2 separate regions of the Mus musculus genome follow, and region 2 is linked to region 1. A link is a loop called in an ENCODE intact Hi-C map of the cell type or tissue named here. Cell type or tissue: heart. All regions are shown on one strand. Each heading gives the region's core, and the rest is flanking DNA. Links, peaks and the distances in the headings are about the cores only.

Evidence for each region. Peaks named below come from ENCODE experiments on the same cell type or tissue, not always from the same donor. Only the 100,000 strongest peaks of a DNase experiment are listed, where the experiment ranks them.
Region 2: a loop joins it to region 1, with 14 times the contacts of the local background. A loop is called at or near these places in 19 of 42 quality-filtered maps.

The regions. Positions count from the first base shown.
Region 1 is chr12:28,430,916-28,433,828 of GRCm38, reverse strand. No RefSeq gene overlaps it. Among named protein-coding and RNA genes, the nearest start is that of Gm25564, 82 kb to the right of the region's middle. In heart, for the core only: a CTCF peak has its summit at 1,179 (motif pointing right); no DNase peak of the experiment used is centred there; H3K4me3 peaks cover 676 bases; H3K27ac peaks cover 572 bases.
Region 2 is chr12:27,597,705-27,600,617 of GRCm38, reverse strand. Gm4166 (a long non-coding RNA gene) reads right to left here and starts at 2,419. Exons shown (of 4, transcript XR_381387.2): 1 at 2,304-2,419. In heart, for the core only: a CTCF peak has its summit at 1,262 (motif pointing left); no DNase peak of the experiment used is centred there.

The DNA.
Region 1 (2,913 bases), core at 224-2,723:
CTTTATTTACATTTCAAATGTTATCCCCTTTCCTGGTTTCTCTCCTTCTTGGAAACCTTCTATCACATCCTCCCTCTCCCTGCTTCTATGAGGGTGTTACTCCATCCACCCACCCACCCACCCATTCCGAGCTCCTCACCCTTGATTGTCCTACACGGGACATCTATCGAGCCTTCATAGGACCAAGACCTCTCCTCCCATTGATGCATGACAAGGCCATCCTCTGCTACATATGCAGCTGGAGCCATGTGTACTCCTTTGTTGATGGCTTAGTCCCTGGGAGTTCTGGGGGGTCTGGTGGTTGATATGATCTTAAAGATTGACTTCTGACCATATGATACCTTGTAGGTGTAGATGGGGGAATTTACATCCAGATCATCAAGGGGAACTGTACCGTCCTAACTGCGGAGAGTGGGCTGGGGGAGGGAGGCAAAAACCCATCACTTACAAGAGATGAGAAATCCAAACCTGGAGGCTGGTCTGAGAGGTCAGTTACTCCAAGTGAAAAAGAGTAAAGTCAATGTCTCATTCAGCCCTCATGCCGAGCTGGAAGAAAAGATAAGCTAGGTAGGTCTCCCGTCCTCCGTAAGGCCATTGACTTGGCTGAGGACTTGAGGTCATCACCCAAGAGGAACAGTGAGTCTATCCATCCCTCTATTTGGACTTCTGTCCCAAAGTCTATCTATAAAGGAACTAGGGAAGCATATTTATTCTTCACGACGGTGGGAGGCTACATGGCACAAACAGAAATTGGGAAAACCCATTTCTGGGTACTGTGGAAACTGCTGTTTGCAGCCGCCTCATCTGAATCACCATGCACCAACCCTTCAGGGTGACTGGGAGCAGTTGTCTCTGGGACATGGCCAGGCAAATGGGTCCTAGAGCAGCTCTGAGTTCTGCTTCTTTTATTCACACAGCTGGTTCGCTCCTTGGAGCCTTTAGAGTGCCGTGTGTGTGTGTGTGTGTGTGTGTGTGTGTGTGTGTGTGTGTGTGTGTGTGTGTGTGAATTCCTATAGGTTTGAAGGGTGGTATCAATGATCTGGCCTGACATCTGACAAGTATTCTCAGCCTGACATCTGACAAGTATTCTCAGCACTTATCAGTTGACTGACAAAATGTCACCAAGCGTTTTTTTTTCTTTCCTGTTTTTATCGGGCAATGCACAAGTTGACCACTGGATGGCAATGTTTCCCCACGAACGCATCTTCTCCCCGCCCCCTTCCTAGTGAGGACAAAAGCGGCTGGAAAGTGGTCCAGGTGCTGCCATTCTGAGGAGCTTTCTCCTAAGTAGCCCATTTCCTCCTGGGAAGGGGAAAACCCAGAAGTCTCACAATTCAGAATATTTTTCTCCTTTCTGCAATCTACATGCAGAGCTTTTGTGTTTTCTTTCTTTTTTATTATTTCCTTTTTTTTTTTTTATCTCGCCTAGAGAAATTTTCATTCACTGTCACCAACAGATTTATTTTCACTCTGCCTTAGAAACTGAACATTCTGTTGGACGCTGGTCCACAGGAGAGCGCGGTTTCAGACACCTCTGTAATAGGAAGCGACGGTAGGCACTGGGGAGGATCCCTACCTGTGGTCGGTGCTGTGGGAGGCTCCTGGAAGCGGCAGTGAAAACCCTGATAGTAAATGCCGCCCAAACTGCTGGTTACTTCTGGGGTTTCCAGATGCCATGTGGACACCCAGACAGTTTCCCCATCCTTCTTGGAGAGTTGCTGGGGAATTCTAAGTCACAATCGAAATTCCTTAATGCCTCAGAGCTTTCAACTGAAGTCTGAGCTGATCAAATGGCCCAGGATACGCGTTTTCCCCTCGGCTCTTCCCTTTGTGCTTTGGGCACCTTAAGGTAGCATGAAGGGTCTTAAAGATGGGTTGGGCTGAGCCTTGCTCTGACTGCCTAGGCTTGTGCTTGTTCTTTGTGGCTTTCATGCAGTGCCTTGGGACCTAGAAAGGGACAATCTAAAGGCTGGAAGGAGCTTGAGAGTTTAGCCACTTCAGCTCTATTCTGTGTGTTTGTGTGTGTGTTGCATGCATGTGGATGTGCGAATGTGTGTGCAGGCACATATGGATGCCAGACCAGTTGGCTGTTTTCCTCTCTCACCTTTTCCTTTTCTTCCCTCCCTCCCTCCCTCCCTCCCTCCCTCCCTCCCTCCCTCCCTCCCTCCCTCCCTCCCTCCCTCCCTCTTTCTCTCTCTCTCTCTCTCTCTCTCTTTCTTTCTTTCTTTCTTTCTTTCTTTCTTTCTTTCTTTCTTTCTTTCTTTCTTTCTTTCTTTCTTTCTTTCTTTCTTTCTTTCTTTCTGACAGGGTCTCTCTGTATAGCTATCACCTTTTATTAAGGCAGGGCCTCCCACTGAATCAGAAGCTCAGGCTGTCTTGACAGCTCTTCTTTTGGATCCTTGGGATCCTACAATGCTGGCTTTACTGGTGCACTTAGCAAAGCCTAGTGTTTTCTTGGGTGTTGGGATTTCTACTCAGGTCTTCGTGCTTGCAGACCAAGTGTTCCTGCCTACTCAAGCCATCTCCCAAAGGCCCAGGTCCTTTGAGTTTTACATTTTAACTTTATTCTTTGGCAATTTAACACACTAAACAATGTTGTGCAACAATATATACCCCCATTCCCCTCTCCAATCATTCTAGATACCATCTCCCACATGTCCTTACAAACTTCATCTCCTCCCAGCTCTGCCTTCTCCTCCTTCCTCCCCTCTTTTCACCCACTGAGTACAATTCTTGTCACATGCTTAAGACAAGTTACATGTCACATACTGCTTACATTCTTAAGGCTATGGGGTACCTTCCACTGGACTGTAGACTTCCTACAATGGCCGCACTGATGAAGAAAATGATTCTTCTTCCCACAGTGGCCTTCACCTTCCCATGGCTCCTCATAAGCCCCTCCCCCTCCATGTT
Region 2 (2,913 bases), core at 109-2,608, 830 kb after region 1:
GGAAAGAGAGGCCCATTGGTCTTGCAAACTTTATGTGCCTCAGTACAGGGGAATGCCAGGGCCAAGAAGTGGGAGTGGGTGGGTAGGGGAGTGGGAGGGAGGGTATGGGGGACTTTTGGGATAGCATTGGAAATGTAAATGAAGAAAATACCTAATTAAAATTTTTAAAAAACTAGCTTGAGTAAAATTGACCTAAAATAATTGATCTCTCTCTCTCTCTCTCTCTCTCTCTCTCTCTCTCTCTCTCTCTCTCTCTCTCTCTCTCTCTCTCTCTCTCTCTCTCTCCAAAACAGGCCTAGATCTGAAACAAGGAAAGAGTGTCTCAGGAAGGCATACCAAACCACATTATTTGAACCAACATTAGAAAGTAAGAAAAGAAAGCTATTTTAAAAATTCATAGTGTTTACATACATGGTTTTAAAATGGATGCATTGGCTTCTTGTAAGTTCAAGATTGAAATTCAAAAATAAATGTCCACATAAGCAAGTTTTCAAATGGGACTTTTGTGTTATGTCCTGATCAAACAAAGTTTGTCTGCCTTCAAGTTCACTTAAGTTAATAACGTACTGTGTAAATAACTCGGTTGGAGAGAGAAGAGCAAATTTGAAATCTTTAGGAGAAAAAGCAGCATTTGAAAACCACAAGCACGCTGTTCTTTCTTTTCTTTTTCCCTAATTGTCATTGGAAGTTTGTTTGGCTGTTTAAGGTGTTCCCCGAGGAGAATCTGTCACTGTAATCAGATACTGAAATAAGACACTCTATCACATAGGGGTACAGTTAGTGTGTGATAATTCAAAAGAAAACGATAAATAAATTGATAAATAAATTTTGTCCTTTACTGTGATGAAATATAAGCAAGACTCAGCAAGCCGGAGGCTTCGCTTTCTGGCTGCCAACGGGTGATTTTGATAGGCTATTCTGGGGAAAGGGAATTCAAGAGGAAAATAACTGCAATATTGACAATTTATTTTTGACTAGAGTTTTCTCTGTTTTCTAAACTTTTTGTAAGTGAATCGATCCTTACACAGATGTACTAGAATGCTTGGTTTGCCTGTACTATTGTTACTATGGTAAAAAAAAAAATATATGTTTAAAAGCACCCACATTTGAATCAAAACAGATCAAAACTTTTTATAAATTCTTTTCTCTTGGTGCAACCAAACAATTAACGTTTCAGAAAGATGCTTTGAAGGTCCTGGCTGTGGTCCCTGTCTGTCCAGTGATTGGAAGAAACCCTGGCTTTTAGTGGGGGTGAGCACCCCCTGGTGGATGGAGGAAGCAGCTGGATGGTCCAGCGAAGATGACAAGACAGGGGAGGATGGTTTTGCTCACTCATTCACCACACACGCCACGCGCTGAGGAGATGTCTTTAAGGAGGCTCCACTGTTATACTTAAAATTTGAAGCTGCGGGTTGAATGGCAGCGCGTGGCATCTATCTTGATGTGAAGTCTTGGGTTCCCAGCATGAAATACAGACTTCTCACTGGAGTTCGGAGATCTGTCAGTATGAAAACCTGGCTGAGTATATGGACCTCTGATGAACCCTTAGAGGGAAGGCAGAGAGTTGTCCTGACTTCCTCAGAGTATTTCGTGGGGTCCCCAAGTCAGAGACTATGATACTCACAGACAGGGACTTGGAGAATGCAGTCCTCCATGCATATGCTCTGCTAGGGTGCACATTTAATACACTCTGTAGCACTGATTTTACTCACACACGGCCAGGATATTTAGACCGTACCTTACCTCGTCCGCACTATTATACAGGTGGGAACTGAAGTTTGCACAGAACACAGTATCCCTGGGGACCACACTGAACCGGGACAGAGAGAGCCTGCAGAGCTCACTCAACTGCATAACCAGTGGGTCTCTGTCAGATCTGTCTAGCCCATGCAAAAGAACTCACAACTTTCTTTGAGAATCTTGTACTTTAAAATGCTATAGGATCTTTGTTTCCAGTGATAGCCATTGTGAAAAAGTCAGTGCACATCACAAGGGACTCTCTCCCTTTATGTTTTTTTCTAAGGTCTCAAGGATGAACCTACAGCAGGCTTCGGGACCTTTAGGCAGTTGCTCTGCCACCAAGATGTGTACTTAGGAGTAGTCCTCGGTCCTTACCTTTTACTATGGAGTCCCACTAAACCATCAGTTCTGGCCTTGAATTCCATTTGTAGTCCAGAAACACTTTGAACACAAGATCCTCCTGTCTCAGCCTCCTCACTACCTGGGATTAGAAGCACCTTTTTAAGCCTGGCAATGTGGCAGGCATTCCCCTCTCCATTTGTTAATCAGGTAGTGAAACTTACCAGCTCAAGGCTCTGCTCAGAATCCAGAGTTTGCTTTGAAATCAGAAGTGTCTGAATGTAGTTTCCACACAACCCACAGCACCTGCCTGGGACAGAGTCACAGCCGGCTTCACTGTGACAAGAAAGAGCTTGCTTGCTCTTAGGCAAAGGGGGCAGTCCTTGCAATTGGTGCCATTTGAGACAGGATTAAAAGGGAGAGCCAGAAGCCTCCAGGAGGAATGTTTCTCCTCTAAAGCAACAATCTGCCTCACTCTAAGGGAGCCCCGGGCTAGGATTTGGGAAAGGGCAAGGGCCCCATCTGCCATTTAGCATGAAATGTGCTTGTAGATGATGCTGTCTCGGTGAAGCTCTGGACAAGTTTGATTTTACTCCGAGAGGAAAAGTAAAGCGTTGAACCCAGAGTACCGACTGTTCAGGAGAGGCAGCCCGTTTGCTTTTAGAATATGTTCATCATCGTCAAACGTGAAAATTCCCCATTTGTATGTAGAGTGATGCAGGCTCTCTGAAATAGCAGGCAGGAAGAAATGAGCCCCATACCGAAAGACTTCTGTAAACCCCCAATTTTCTTACATCCCTTAGACAAGCATCCTGGAGGCACACACTGAGACTC